Regions from separate parts of the Homo sapiens genome. Here region 2 is linked to region 1. Evidence: read pairs that join two places in POLR2A ChIA-PET (ENCODE). Cell type or tissue: A673. All regions are shown on one strand.

What was found. ChIA-PET counts read pairs that join two places held together with the same protein. Peaks named below come from ENCODE experiments on the same cell type or tissue, not always from the same donor. Only the 100,000 strongest peaks of a DNase experiment are listed, where the experiment ranks them.
Region 2: POLR2A ChIA-PET joins it to region 1 with 5 read pairs; 3 of 35 experiments call an interaction of 5 or more read pairs at or near these places.

Annotation. Positions count from the first base shown.
Region 1 is chr3:120,612,239-120,620,238 of GRCh38, reverse strand. No RefSeq gene overlaps it. Among named protein-coding and RNA genes, the nearest start is that of NDUFB4, 20 kb to the right of the region's middle. In A673, no CTCF peak of the experiment used is centred here; a DNase peak (open chromatin) is centred at 4,238; H3K27ac peaks cover 1,276 bases.
Region 2 is chr3:120,353,712-120,361,711 of GRCh38, reverse strand. It overlaps the pseudogene BTNL12P. Among named protein-coding and RNA genes, the nearest start is that of LRRC58, 8.4 kb to the right of the region's middle. In A673, no CTCF peak of the experiment used is centred here; no DNase peak of the experiment used is centred here.

The sequences.
Region 1 (8,000 bases):
CTAAAGTTAAAGGGGTATCATCCAGTTTGTCTGTGAACTGGACATTAAAATAAAAGCACAACAGTTTTTTCTTAAAGCACTAACCTGCTCTTTAACAAAAATTATAAAAGGTTAAAAAGAGCCTATAAAAATCTTACCCTATGGTCAGACATTAAAAATTGGATAAATATGTCTACAAGGTTTTATTAAAATTAAGTTTAACATGAATAACACTAATATAAAGGTGAAGTTTAGCTTATTTGGTATAAAAATCATACAGGAAGCATTGTCAAATATAAAATGGTGTTTGGCTTTCTTTAGTCTAAAAGCTAATAAAAATACGTGCTAAAGGAAATTTCTCAGTAAGAAGGCACCGAGGACTATAAAGTCCACTGCTGATGTCCCCACATTTAAAATAAAAGATCAATTTCTTAGAAATTATATACTTGGTTTATATACTTCCACTTTATATTATATACTTCCACTTTCCTTTCCCTCAAAACTGAGTCTTTTTGCATAGGTACCACCCCTAGAATTTCCAGTAAACCAGCACCAGCCTGAGGATCACGTTCTCATCAAAGGGTGGAAAGAAGGAAAACTTGAGCCAGTCTGAGAATGACCCTACCTTGTGCTGCTAACCACCGAGACTGCTGTTCGCACAGTGAAAAGGGGATGGACTCATCACACCCGGGTCAAGAAAGCACTGTCCCCCTCCAGAGTCATGGGCCATAGTCCCAGGGGAAAACCCTACCAAACTAAAGCTAAGGAAAATTTAACTCTTTCATCTATGCTATTACTCTTTCTTCTATCCTCGCTCTATTGCTGACCATCTAGTTATTAACATAACCAAGTCAATTTTGCCTCAAACTATTACATTTAATGCTTGCCTTGTTATACCCTGTGGGGACTTGCCAAGTCAGACTGCTCTCTACTTCAGAAAAGTACGTTTGTCCCTCCTGACTCTCCTCAGACTGGGCATTAGTGAATTGGGACCATTTAATCTGAGGAGACTTCAATAAAAACCCCAGTGTCAACCAGGATTCTTGCTCCCTGATGTAGAGCTTTTATGCCATAGTTGGTCCAATGTTCTTTGGACCACTAAAGAGCAAGAATGGACTGCCACAACTGGTTTTTGTAATTTCCTAAAACCATACATTCATTTTACTAGAGGGACAGCCCCCCGCCACCAACTGTCAGCTAAACCGGTGCAATCCTATACAGGTTATTATCTCGAACCCTCAAAGTTGTTCCCCTTTTCTAAGCCGGTTCACTTCTTTAAGCCTGTTTTATGGTATGGGGGCTAAGGTTTCAGGAACAGACCCTTTGGATTCTTTGAAATGCATTTCTTTGATCCCCCGCCACCTGCACCTTCCTCTAAGCCTTCTTCCAAAACCTCTTACAATTGAACAATTGCTCCTCCGCCATCTAACGACAAGACCAAGATAGCTATCATAGAAGTTAAAGACTTAAAACAAACTTTGGCAATTAAGACAGGATACCAAGATGCAAATGCCTGGTTGGAATGGATCAAATATTCCGTCCACACATTATACAAAAGCAGTTGTTAACGCTTATGCGCACGGCAGGCCAGAGGCCCAGATTGTCCCCTTTCCACTAGGGTGGTCCTCCAGTTGATGGGGCATGGGCTGCATGGTAGCTCTTTTCCAGGATTCTAGAGCCTGGAGTAACAAGTCATGCCATGCTCTCTCTCTGCTATATCCCAAAGTCCAGCACCCTGCAGGTCAGCCCCCGAGAGCCATCCAGCTTCCATCTCCCAACACTAAGTTCACTTCGTGTATCTCATGACAGGGAGGAAACTTAGTGTTCCTTGGAGACCTGAAGGGATGTAGTGAGCTTAAGAATTTTCGATTCAATTTTACTTATCAATCAGTCAGCCCTTGTTCATCCCTGAGCGGATGTATGGTGGACCTTTACTGGACACTCTGCCAAATAACTGGAGTGGCACTTGTGCTTTAGTCCAATTGGCTATCCCTTTCACCCTGGCATTTCATCAGCCAGAGGAAGGAAAAATAAGACATCGTAAAGCGAGAGAAGCCCCTTGTGGGTCTTTCGACTTTCACGTCTATTTAAATGCAATTGGAGTCCCACAGGGAGTACCAAATCAATTTAAAGCCCAAAATCAAATCGCTGCAGGATTTGAGTCAATATTTTGGTGGGTGACAATTCATAAAAATGTAGATTGGGCCAGGCACGGTGGCTCACGCCTGTAATCCCAGCACTTTGGGAGGCTGAGGCGGGCAGATCACGAGGTCAGGAGATCGAGACCATCCTGCCTAACACAGTGAAACCCCGTCTCTACTAAAAATACAAAAAAAAAATTAGCCGGGCATGGTGGAAGGCACCTGTAGTCCCAGCTACTCAGGAGGCTGAGGCAGGAGAATGGCATGAACCCAGGAAGCGGAGGTTGCAGTGAGCCGAGATTGCACCACTGCACTCCAGCCTGGGCAACAGAGCGAGACTCCATCTCAAAAAAAAAAAAATATGTAGATTGGATAAATTACATCTATTACAACCAACAGTGATTTTTTAACCACACTAGAGATGCTGTTAAAGAAATAGCTGAGTAATTAGGGGCCACTAGCCAGATGGCTTAGGAAAATAGGATAGCCTTAGACATGATATTAGCAGAAAGAGGAGGAGTTTGCGTCAAGATTAAACTTCAGTGTTGCACCTTCATCCCAAACAACTTACATGGAAGTATAACAAAGGCATTGCAAGGTCTGACTGCTCTACCCAGTGAGTTAGCCAGAAACTCAGGGGTAAATGACCCCTTTACAGAATGGCTAGAAAAGTGGTTCAGTAAATGGAAAAAAATAATAGCCTCAATTCTTACTTCCCTCGCAGCTGTAATGGGTGTACTTATTCTTGTCGGGTGCTGTGTCACACCATGCATCCGTGGGTTGCTGCAGAGGCTCATAAAAATGTCACTTACTAAAACCTCCCTTAACTACCCTCCACCTTATCCAGACAAGCTTCTTCTTTTGGAAAATCCAGCAGAACAACTAAGCCAAGACATGTTAAAAAGTTTGAAAAGAAATTGCTGTAAGGAAATGCAAGATGAAGGGTTGTTAGATATGAGTTCTAAATTTCTTTTCAAAGAATCAATACGTCAGTATGTTCAATTCTTTACCTTATACTTTTAAACTTAACTTCCTCGTAAAGCAAACTTTTTCAATTACCTGCTCCACCCTGACTCATTCTGATTACCTGCTCTGTCATAACAATTTTTCCTGCCAAACCACTCACCCTGTCACTCGCTTTAAATTAGCCAATCGGAATTAGTTTAGCCTGTGCGGTCTACCCTAGCCAATAGGGGAATGACACAGCAGCACGGGCCACGTGCGTCAGGGATAAGAACCCCTTCCCCTCCCTTGTCCAAGTGTGTGCTCACCATTGCTCCATCTGTAAGGGCACACCCTTCTATATAAGTACATTGCCCTGCTGAGTATTAAAAAGATAATTTTATATTTGAGTGCTATTTCTTTTGCAGCACTGAAACTTTATTTATAACAGCAGTGTGGGGAGGGGCACTACCTCCCATAATAAGCTTGAATTCTGCAAGGGTGCTCAGGTGGGGCACAGGGAGAGTCAAGGTGTTGTAGGAGTTATTAAGAAATTATTTTAGGCAGATACAGAAGAACAGGGGTCCTTTGGAAGTTTTCATTTTTTAAAGCATCTTCAGAAACCTTTCTTGTAAAGCCCGGGCTCTTAGAGCCAGGCAGGCAACCTTTGATATGCAAATGCAGGCCACTAGAAACTGGGTCCACCCAACATGGCGATTCCCAGCATTGTCCTCTTGCCCTTGCCCCAACATGTGCTGGGCAATATGGCCACCCCCACATATCCCCTGTGTAGAACATCATGGCAACCTGTACTTTCATATTAAAAGGCTAGGGTGGGAGGGCCAGCTTTTTCGTGGGCTACATGAAGGACGTGCCTGGTCAAACCAATCCCCTGAGCCCTGTGCAAATCAGACACCGCCTCCTCCAGCCTATTCATAAAACTGGCGGATATCCATGGCACTTGGGGGAGCCCCCCTCCCTCTGTCTCTGTACAGGGGAGTGAAAGATTCTCCCCAGGGCCTGAAAGCTTAAGGGAATGAATAACTCCTCCCTCCTCAGGCCCAGTCCCAAGGCTCCAGGCCACTTGTGCCAGCAGCATGTGTCAGCAAGACAGCAGAAGCAGGAAGAGAGCTGGCTGGAAGACACATATCCCCCGAAGACTGAGGAAGAGGCCGTCAGGATACTGAGTAGCAGTTACATCAGACTGAGACACTTCCTGTTTACAGGACACTATAAAACCCCTGTCCCGTCCTCATTTGGTGCCGACGCCATTTTAAGCCTCAGCCCGCCTGCATACAGGCGCTCATTAAAACAGCCTCTTGGGAGAAATGCAAATCAAAACCACAATGAGATACCATCTCAAGCCAGTTAGAATGACAATCATTAAAAAGTCAGGAAACAGCAGATGCTGGAGAGGATGTGGAGAAATAGGAATGCTTTTACTCTGTTCTTGGGAGTGTAAATTAGTTCAACCATTGTGGAAGACAGTGTGGCGATTCCTCAAGGATCTAGAACTAGAAATACCATTTGACCCAGCCATCCCATTACTGGGTATATACCCAAAGGATTATACATCATGCTACTATAAAGACATGCACACGTATGTTTATTGTGGCACTATTCACAATAGCAAATATGTGGAACCAACCCAAATGTCCATCAATAATAAACTGGATAAAGAAAATGTGGCACATATACACCATGGAATACTATGTAGCCATAAAAAAAGATGAATTCATGTCCTTCGCAGGGACATGGATGAAGCTGGAAACCATCATTCTCAGCAAAATATCACAAGGACAGAAAACCAAACACCACGTGTTCTCACTCATAAGTGGGAGTTGAACAATGAAAACACATGGACACACAGTGGGGAACATCACACACCAGGGCCTGCTGGTGAGTGGGGGGCTGGGGGCGGATAGCGTTAGGAGAAATACCTAATGCAAATGATGAGGTGATGGGTGCAACAAACCAAATGGCACATGTATCCCTATGTAACAAACCTGCACATTGTGCTTATGTACCCTACAACTTAAAGTATAATAATAACAATAAAATAAAATAAAAATAAAATAATCCACCGACATAAATGGAAAAAAAAAAAAAAGCAGCTTGTTGCTCCACACCGCTTCATGTTGTTTGTTGGTGGGCTCTCTGGGTTCCAACCGATACAAGAGCCTCGCAGGGAGCTTCTTCTTTCTGGCTTCTCAGTTCCTTCTTGCCTATTAAACTCTCCACTCCTTAAAACCACTGCACGTGTGTCCGTGTAGTTTTTTTCCAGTTTGACACAAGACAAGAGCCCTGGTGTTCCTCCACTCATCGAAAACGTATCAAAGGGAGGAGGAGAGGGAAGTTTAAAAAAAATCTAAGGCTTAGATATAAACTTTCTTACAAATTAATGTGCTGTTTCTGTATTGTGACTTTCCAGAGTGATGAAAGAGTTATCACTTCCAGGTGTGAAGGAAATTGTGTCCTTCTAGAAAGATATTTAACTATTAAAATGAAAAAATAGGCTTGAGTGCTGGCATTTAAACTTCTTTATTATATTTAGTAATCAGCTAGGCTTCAATTTGATATAATTAAATTTATATAATTACATCACCAAACCTGAGGTATATCCAAAATGTATCCTTTTGTGAGGCAGAGTAGTGTATAAATAAGAGAACAGATGCTAGAGCCATACTGCCTGCGTTCAAATTCAGATTCTACAACGTGTTAGCTGTGTGACCCTGAACCAGTTACTTAACCTCTCTGAGTTTCTTTTTCCTCAGCTTGAAAACAATAATAATAGTACCTACCTCATAGTGTTAGTGTATTAAATGAGTTAAGACAGGAAAATAGAATAGAATAGATAGAATAGAACCTATCACATAATAAGCACTGTATAACAAGTAGCTATTATTTCAGGGTGTTTTTAAAATTTGGATCTTGATATATTAGTTTTCAATATAATTGTTAAGTTATCATATAATAACCATTATCAATTAGTTTAATTTTTTCAAAAGAATAGTCATTAAGAATACAGGCCCTGGAATCCAGACTGCACTTTCATAGCTGAATGAGCTTGGGCAAGTTATTTAACTTCTGTAAATCTTACCTTCCTCATTTGAAAGAAGTAAATGATTTATTTCACAGGGGGTTTTCTGAGAGTTAAATGAGATAATACACTAGAGGCACCCACATGGTTTTCGGGACATGGTGAGCATACACGAATATTAGCCATTATAAGATAATGGCTCTTTAGCTATTGTCTTTATATAATTACATCACAACATCTGAGGTGTGTTCAAAATTTATGCTTATGTGAGGCAGTGTAGTATGTAAGAGCACAGATGCGACATCATCTAGATTATGGGGGCCCCTGAGACTCCAATTAGCCTAACCTAGGTTTTTAAAATCTGAAATTATATTAGAAGCTTCGACTCAACCCACCATGGCACTATTGAATGTGAAACCGTGTAAACCCTGTAACCAAGTATATGCAACTCTATACAGTCCTTGGAAGAGAAATTAGCAAATGGGGCAGTTTCGCTCATTCATGAGCATTTGCTGCCTTTATCTTGGATTCTATGAATAAAATTTAAATCTGAAGGGCAGGCACATTGTATGATATCACTTCTCTTTATATGTATCAATTAAGAGTGCATTCAATTATAAGTATCTGAAAATCTAACATTAGCTTAACAACTAGGGCTTTATCTCCCAAAAGAAAAAGTCTGAGGTTTGGCAGTTCAGGATGGAGAAAATGATAAGAAAATGATAAAGTTATCCCAGACCCACGTGCTTTCTGATTTTCTGTTCCTGGCATTTTGTCTTATTGTCTTCATTTTTAGGCCTCACATGCATGTTCCAGGTCAAAGGAAGGGGGAGAAACCAAAATGATGAATGAATAGAAGGCTCGTTCCTGAGGAGGGAAAGGAAGCCCTCCCTGCAGATTTCTCCTTAGGCCCCATGGGCAGAACCGGGTCACATGATAACCCTTACACCAATCCCTGTGAATCCCCGATTCATTCTCTGGGGCTGGGGTCATGTTCACCCTCCCTGAGATAAAGGGATCCCCACCAGCCTCTTGAACAAATCAGGATTCTATTGGAAAGAAAGAAAAGGTAGGTGGTATTGGTAGGCAACAGCTAGTGCCCGCCATGGATTCTTGTATTGTGACATTCCAGCAAGAACAATATGGGAGACATTGGGTTTGAATCTAATATCTTCATTCTCACAGCCCCAAGAAGAGACAAATCTGCTAATACTTTACACACACAAAAAAATGCTTCAAACATCTGCCTGATTTCTTCCTAAATCTTTCCCTATTAAAATGGCTTTTCAAGTCTTCTGTTTGTATGAGGTAAGAAAGTCAACTGGACATCGTCTTTAGTGCCTGACAGTTTCACTTCTAATCACAAGCAGGTGATGGGGCAATTGGAGCAGTAGTTCCTAATCAAAACCTAGAATCCTAATCCTTGAATTTGTAGGGTTTCTCGAAGAACTGAACAAGTCATTTCTCCTGTCCAAACTTTTCCTATAAAATTAGGCTGTGAGACTAGCAGATCTTTAAAGATCCTTCCAGCTCTAACATTCTATAAGTCTGTGAATGTGCTAGAAAACCTAAAAGTACAAGTGTTACTGGAAAGGGATGCCAATCTGGACGCCAAGAGAGGGTTCTTGGATCTCGCCAAAGAAAGAATTCAGGGTGAGTCCATAGAGTAAAGTGAAAGAAAGTTCATTTAGAAAGCAAATGAATAAAAGAATGGCTACTCCATAGGCAGAGCAGCAGCTTGGGCTGCTGGACTAAGGATACTTACAGTTATTTCTTGATTATATGCTGAATGAGGGGTGGATTATTCATGAATTTTCCAGGAAAAGGGTAGGCAATTCCCAGAACTGAGGGTTCCTCCCCTTTTTTGACTATATAGGGTAACTTCCCGACTTTTTCAT
Region 2 (8,000 bases), 260 kb after region 1:
GTTTAATAGGAATGGCATTAACAAGCTCAGGATAGCTTTGGAAGCGGTAGAAGAAAGGAATTAGCAACTCTCAGCCCTTTCAAGAAACTCTGACACAAATGCACATCTACATATAGGTAAAGCCACTGATTCTCACAGAATCCAGCCTCCCTCTCTGGCCTCATCTCTCACTATTCCCCCGCACTTTACGTCCCACCTACCATCCCAAAGTTGTGGTGCTGTCCAAATCCTCTGTGCCTGGCACATCCCTTATCACCACTGCCTTCATCCACTCCCCAACTACTCACTTACTCAAAACTCTGCCCAAGGCTGGGCTCCGTGGCTCGTGCCTGTAATCCCAGCATTTTGGAAGGCTGAAGCAGGCAGATTACTTGAGGCCAGGAATCTGAGATCAGCCTGGCCAACATAGCAAAACCCCGTCTCTAATAAAAATACAAAAAATTAGCTGGGCCCTGGTGGTGCATGCCTGTAATCCCAGCTACTCGGGTGGCTGAAGCATGAAAATCGCTTGAACCCGGTAGGCAGAGGTTGCAGTAAGCCGAGATCGCGCCACTGCACTCCAGCACGGGTGACACAGTGAGACCCTGTCTCAAAACAAAACAAAACAAAACAAAACAAAAAAACAACTCTGCCCAAGTAGCACTTCTCAAGCCCTCCCGCACCCATATGCAGTTCATCATTCCTTCTTCTTTATTTTGAACATACTTTTATTGCTGCATGAATCACACTGCATGACAATTATTTCTTTACTTGTTCTTTGGCCCCTCACTATTTCCAAGAAAACAAAGGTAACATAATCGTACTCTCTCAGCATATGTTCGTTTCTCCTCTTCTTCCTGTTATCTATTTAAGATTTTTAAAAAATCTGCTACAGTCCATCGAGTCTATCTATGATACATCATAATAATAGCAACTTTACATCAAATGTTTACAAATGCCAAATCTAATCTATAAAATGAGCCTATAAAGTAGGTACTACTATTATCTTCATTTTATAAGTGAGAAACAAAGGCAGAAGGAAAATAAATAATTCATCCAGGTTACACAGAGACAAGACTCTCACTCTGTAGGTTAGCTGAAGCCTGTACATTCCACCTAAACTCTGACCTGACAAACCTCTGCTATGTCACCCGCACACCATGGGAAGCCACATCACCCAGGGCATCTACCAAAACAGGACGCTCATGGGCTGATGAAGCAGCTGACTTTCAGAATATTATAGGAACTCTCTTTCTAGAGCCTATTAGACGCTGAAAAATATGTGCTCTGTGGGTTGAACCGTAACAGATACAGAAATCTTCAGAAGAAAAGAAGGACAAACGAGTAGCCATTCCAGCCAATGACCAAATAAAGCATTTCTGCGTTCAGTGGGACAAGTAGTAAGATTCTTTGCCAAGTCTATATACTCTATGAATCTGATTAGTGATTGACATCATCTTCTGATTTAGAAAATATCTCTTCATGGTACATGTAGTAAAATATTTTAAAGACATATCTAAAATAATATAAATTTTAAAAGATAATACGGCAGATAGCAGCTACTAGAGCTATAGGTCTTTTTTTTTTTTTTTTTTTTTTGAGACAGAGTCTTGCTCTGTTGCCCAGGCTGGAGTGCAATGACGCAATTGCGGCTCACTGCAACCTCCATCTCCAGGGTTCAAGAGATTCTTCTGCCTTGGCCTTCCCAGTAGCTGGGATTACAGGTGTATGCCACCACGCCCAGCTAATTTTTGTAATTTTTAGTAGAGATGTGGTTTCCCCATGTTGCCCAAGCTGGTCTTGAACTCCTGGCTCAAGTGATCTGCCCGCCTCAGCCTCCCAAAGTGCTGGGGTTATAGGCATGAACCACCACGCCCAGCCTATCATTAATAGAGACAGAGACTATAGTCAAATGTCATGGGAAAAAAAAATTGTAGAAATATAATGTCTTTTCAATTCAGTAAAACTTTATTACTATTTCTAAGATATAGAAGCTTTTCAGCCGGGCGCAGTGACTCACGCCTGTAATCCCAACACTTCAGGAGGTCAAGGTGGGTGGATCACCTGAGGTCAGAGGTTTGAGACCAGCCTGGCCAACACGGTGAAACCCTGTCTCTACTAAAAATACAAAAAATTAGCTGGGCGTGGTGGTGCATGCCTGTAATCCCAGCTACTCAGGAGGCTGAGGCAGAAGAATCACTTGAACCCAGGAGGTAGAGGTTGCAGTGAGCCAAGATCGTGCCATTGCACTCCCGCCTGGGCAATAAGAGCAAAACTCTGTCTCAAAAACAAACAAACAAACAAACAAACAAACAAAAAAACAAGCCATGCATGGTGGCTTATGCCTGTAATCCCAGCACTTTGGGAGTTTCAGGCAGGTGGATCACGAGGTCAAGAGATTGAGACCATCCTGGCCAACATGGTGAAACCTCATCTCTACTAAAAATACAAAAATTAGCTGGGAGTGGTGGCGTGCGCCTGTAGTCCCAGCTACTTGGGAAGCTGAGGCAGGAGAATCGCTTGAATCAGGGAGGCAGAGGTTGCAGTAAGCCAAGATCGTGCCACTGCACTCCAGCCTGGTGACAGAGTGAGACTCTGTCTAAAAAAAAAAAAAAAAAAAAAAAAATTTTTCATCATTCTGAAAGACATAAATCCTAAAGCCTTTCTAATTCCCCCACCCCAGTCAGTTATGATCTTTGCTCCTCAGCACTTGCACTACATTTTCTATTGTTACATGACACTCTCATTTAATAAAGCTTACTTTTATTTATCCTAATAGTAGCAGTTTCACTGTAAATAACTTTTTGAAAAAATAGAAAAGAATAAAGAACATTAAAATCCCTTTTAATTCATCACCCAGACAGCCACTACTACCATTTTAGAGTATTCCAGTTTTTTACATGTGTACTTTTTCAGAAAACTCAATTTGTATATACAGTTTAGTGACTAGTTTAATTTTTTCCTCATGACACTATTTTGTGAGTATTTCTCCTTCATTAAATATTCTTATAGCCTGGTCTACTTTGTCTTGCAGTTATTTATATGCCTATCTAATCAGCCCTGCTAGACTATAAGTTCCCTAAGCGCATGGCTAGGTCCTCTTTGTCTTTCATATATCCATCATGGTGTTCTACAAGTTGTAGGCACCCAATAAGTATTTGTTGAATTAACTGAATTGAATTGAATTTGGTGTAAGATTCTTACAAAGTTTCACTTTATAACAGGAACAAGAGGCCGGGTGTGGTGGCTCACACCTGTAATCACAGCACTTTGGGAGGCCGAGGCGGATGGATCACCTGAGGTCAGGAGTTTGAGACCAGCCTGGCCAACAAGGTGAAACCCCATCTCTACTAAAAATACAAAAAATTAGCCAGGCATGCATCGTGGCGGGCTCCTGTAATCCCAGCTACTCGGGAGGCTGAGGCAGGAGAATTGCTTGAACCTGGGAGGTGGAGGTTGCAGTGAGCCCAGATTGCACCACTGCACTCCAGCCTGGGCAACAAGAGTTAAACTCCATCTGAAAAAAAAACAAACAAAACAAAAACCAGGAACAAGAAAAAAGAAAAACAACAAAGACAGAAAAAAAAATCATATACTACTAAAGACAAGTATAAACTATCCCAAAACAGAAAATTCTAGCAGTGCACACAGATTTTGCATTGTACCCTTTTCACCTCTGGTTTGTAGAAAAACAATGAGAACTCTAATGAACCAGCTCTAGGTGGCAACAAAGTGTAAAGGGAATGTAGATACCTCAACACTTCAGTTACATTGTCAGTCATTTGACTCTCCAGTTTACAAACACAGTCAACAATTTCTCCCCAATAAATTGTCTCTTTATCAAAAGAGCTTACTTGTATTACAGCTGGTTCCTCTGATCCACCAGGTGAGAAGCAAGTGAGGTGGAGTCAGCATGTCTTTGAAGGGACACTTGTTGATGTCCCCAGGGAAAGTGCTTGGTGATACTGTTATTACCAAACTGTTGCTATAAAAGCTCAGCAAAGAGCTCCATGAGACTTAATATTTCAATGGCTGTATTTGTTAGCTAAAAAAAGTGTTTGCAAGGTATTATGGGAGAAGAGTGGAACAAAAGGAACTCCATAATTTTTCAATGTTGGGGAATTATTCTGCACCTATTTTTTCAAAGTAACATATTTGAAGAATAATTAAATAACATGGGAATAATGCTCACTATACAACTTTTGGTAAAAAAATTAAAATAGAAAACTTAATATACATATACATATATGTATGATTTCAACTTTGTGGGAAGAAATATGTACACATAGGAAAAGAAAGAAATACGCCAAAATGTAAACCATAGTTGTTTCTGGATGGCGAGAGTGTGTGTGATTTCAGTTGTTTTCCTTTCATATCTCTGAATTTTCTAAAGTGACCTTTTACATTTACATTAAAATAAATACTTTGTAACTGAAAAAATTAAGAAATGAAGAGACTGACTTTATACACATAATGTGGTACAGTGAGCGACAGTACAGGAAGGAGAGAGTGAGATTTGTTCTTTACTCTCTACTTCTTAGGGATAAGCATGGTTTGTATCTCCTGTTTGAAGCCTTTTCCATTACCCTGGAGGCTCAAGTTCAGCAGTGGCCAATTCTTTATTAGGGAACCCTTCTCTCTCCAACCCCACAGCACATGGGTTACATCTGGGTCTGAGCTGGGTTGACCTAGTCCTGACACTCAGCACAGTCTAGGTAAATGATAGAGAAGGGTTTGAAGGAACGCTTCCCTTGGTAAAGAGACTTATTACAACAGGGTAAATAAGAAGAAGACAAGAATAGGAGGCCTGTTGCTGGGAATGGGTGCCAGAGGCAGCTTCTCCCTAAGTTCCTCACCCCATCAGACTATGAATGAAGCAGTTAGTTCCTGGTTTTGCATCTCCAGGTCCTCTCAGTTTCTCAAATCACTTTTAGTGGCTGAGTGAAGGAAACAACTATGCAGTTTCAAAATAAAGCTATATCCATTAACACAACGTATTGAAGAATTTTTGTTTTGGATTTGTTGTTTAGCCCTGGTTTTGTTTTGGTTTTCTCAAGAAAACAACTGGAATATAACGGAATGAAATAATTATGACCAGTTTGTGTCACTTCTCGAATTCATACTATGGGGGCTGAGGCTTGACTTACATTTGACTTTCACCTGAAGCAGAGGAGGAATATCTTGATGCTAGCACAGTATTGAGAAACCATGAGGAATACTTTGTACTCAGATATAAGACTATTTCTACAGGTGCCACAATCCACAGACTCTCCCAAGCCTTGCAGTCTTCGTGAAAAGACTGCAAGGCTAATAAAGAACACAAGTTAAGGAAATGGGATCTGGAGCTTCCAGTGAGGGCAGAATCAGAGGTGATCTCCTACCTAGTATTCATACCTCTTTCTCCAAGGCCTAGACACACCTATCATTTCAAAGTCTACTACTCTTCCTCTGTGCTGTATCTTAACAGTACACCTTAGATTTTTGGGGGCAAAGTTAAAATTTTAAATATTTTCTCCCATAATTATCTAAAGCATATCAATATTTGTCTATTCTAACCATCAGCACTAAGCATGCCAACCAAACCAGACCCCTTACCATTTCCCAAATATATGCTATAATTTTCTCCTTTTTGCTATGCTTTGTAAGAAATATTTTCTTTTTTCCTTCAATTTTGTATATTTCATCCCAGCTCTATCCAAATCCCATTGTCCTCTGAAAGCTATCCTAACTGTGGTAGCCTAAATGGTCTTTTTCCTCTGAACTTTGATAGCTTTTGGTTATGTTTCTGTATGAGTTACCAAATGTTATTTTATATTTTAGTTACTTTGGGTTCATGTTTTTAAAAATAACTTTATTGATATATACTTCATATATTTTCCTATCATACAATTTACTTACTTAAAGTGTACAGTTCAATGATTTTTTAGTAGTATATTCATAGTTGTACAACCATCACCACAATGAATTTTAGAACAATTTCATCCTGCCAAAAAGAAACCCTGTACTCATTAGCAACCACTGCCCATTCTCCCTTCCCTCTAGCTCTCGGCAACCACTAATCTACTTTCTGTCTCTAAAGATTTGCCTATTTTGGAGGATTTCATATAAATAGAATCATACAGTAGGTGTTCTTTTATGACTGGTTTCTTTCACTTATGTGTCAGAATAATGTTTCCAAGATTCATCCATGTTGTAACATGTATCAGCACTTCATTTCTTTTTGTTGCTGAATAATGTTCTATTGTATGTAAATACCACATTTTATTTATCCTTCATCAGTTGGTAGAGATTTGGTTTGATTCTATTTTTTGACTATGATGAAAAATGCTGTTATGAACACTCATGTGTAAGTTTTTGTGACGACGTATGTTTTCATTTCTGTTGGGTATATACCTGGGAGTAGAACTGCTGGATCATATGGTAACTATTTTTTTTAACCTTTTGAAGAACAGCCAGACTATTTTCCAAAGTGGCTGCACCACTTTTTCATCCCCAGTATTGGTCTATAAGGGTTCCAATTTCTCTACATCTGCACCATCACTTACTAGCTGTCTTTTATATTTTAGCCATCTTAGTGGGTATGAGTAGTAGCTCACTGTGATTTTAATTTGTATTTCCCTGATGGCTAATGATGTTGATCACCTTTTCATGTGTTTATCAGTGATTTTTATATCTTTTTTGGAGAAATGTCTACTCAGATCTTTTGCCCTTTTTAACTTGGATTTCTTTATAGGTTCATGTTTAATCTCTGTTACCAGACAGTAAATCTCTTGAAGGCAGTGATTGTATTTGAACAAAATCATGAACATTTTACTATGTTGTTATCCAGCACACCATAAATATGTGACTTGGCAAGTTAGTTAATTTTCCCACATCTCGGTTTTCTTGTCTGAAGAATGATGATAATAATATGTACCTTATAGAAGGGATGTGAGGATTAAATAAAAATAATCCCTAGACAGAGCCCCTAGGACAGTGCCTGGCACTTATAAAATAACCAATAAACATTACCTATTATTCTTACTAGTTTTTATACCTTGCAATATATAGTACAGTTTCTTACACACAGTAGGTACTCAATGTCTATCTGTGAATGAATTAGGGATTAAAATTATTTTAGCTCATTTATAGTTGTAGTTATGACTAGCTATCTATGAAAAGGTCAAACAAGCCAATATGGAACCAACATAAGCTGAGCAAGTGGATAAAATTTAAAAGATAGTCACTTCAACTCCCAAAACAATCAATAAGGAAAACACCGCACCGGGTCTAAGATAAACCCCTAAATGGAGTGAATTCAACGGGAGTAGCCATGAAGATGCTTTTATAGCTCTAACAAATGCTTAGTCAAAGACTCCAAAGATATCCAAAGATGTCATTATTTGAATCTTCAAAATAAAAGGGACTAAACTTCGATAAAGAAGCCCGGAGACATATTTCAGGAGACATTTTAATCTATCAATTCTACAGCAATAGCAAACTGTGGCAGAGGAAGAACTGCTGAAAATCAAACTGCTAGACCTTATATCACAAAACTGGCTGAAGACTTACTCTTGGTCCCTATAAATATAGAAGCCAACTCCTCCTCAGGATCGATTGAAAGACTATAGCTCCTTCTACTTTCAATGCTGCCCTAAACATAGAGTAACCGGTTTTTGAGATTTGGACAATTGGCAGGGAGATGGCAGAACTTTAAACCATCCTAGGCCAATATGGATAAACCAGACTGAGAGGGATTTAGCAGTGGAAATAAATCAAAACCTTGCATGCTAGCCTAAGCAACTGGCCTTCATCTGATAAGCAATGAGGAAACATGGGGTAAAGGCAGGAGGAAAAGAGATGGGTTGAAATCATGAAAGCAGTGCTTTAGAAAGGACAGTCTGAATCAGAGGTGGCTAAAATAAAGGTAGGAGTGGGTTTAGCAGGCATGAGGTCCTGATATACCTTGAAGACAAAAAAGACAATAAGCATAAATCTTGGGCAAGAGAGGTCAGACCAACCTCCCAAATCCTAATCCCTAA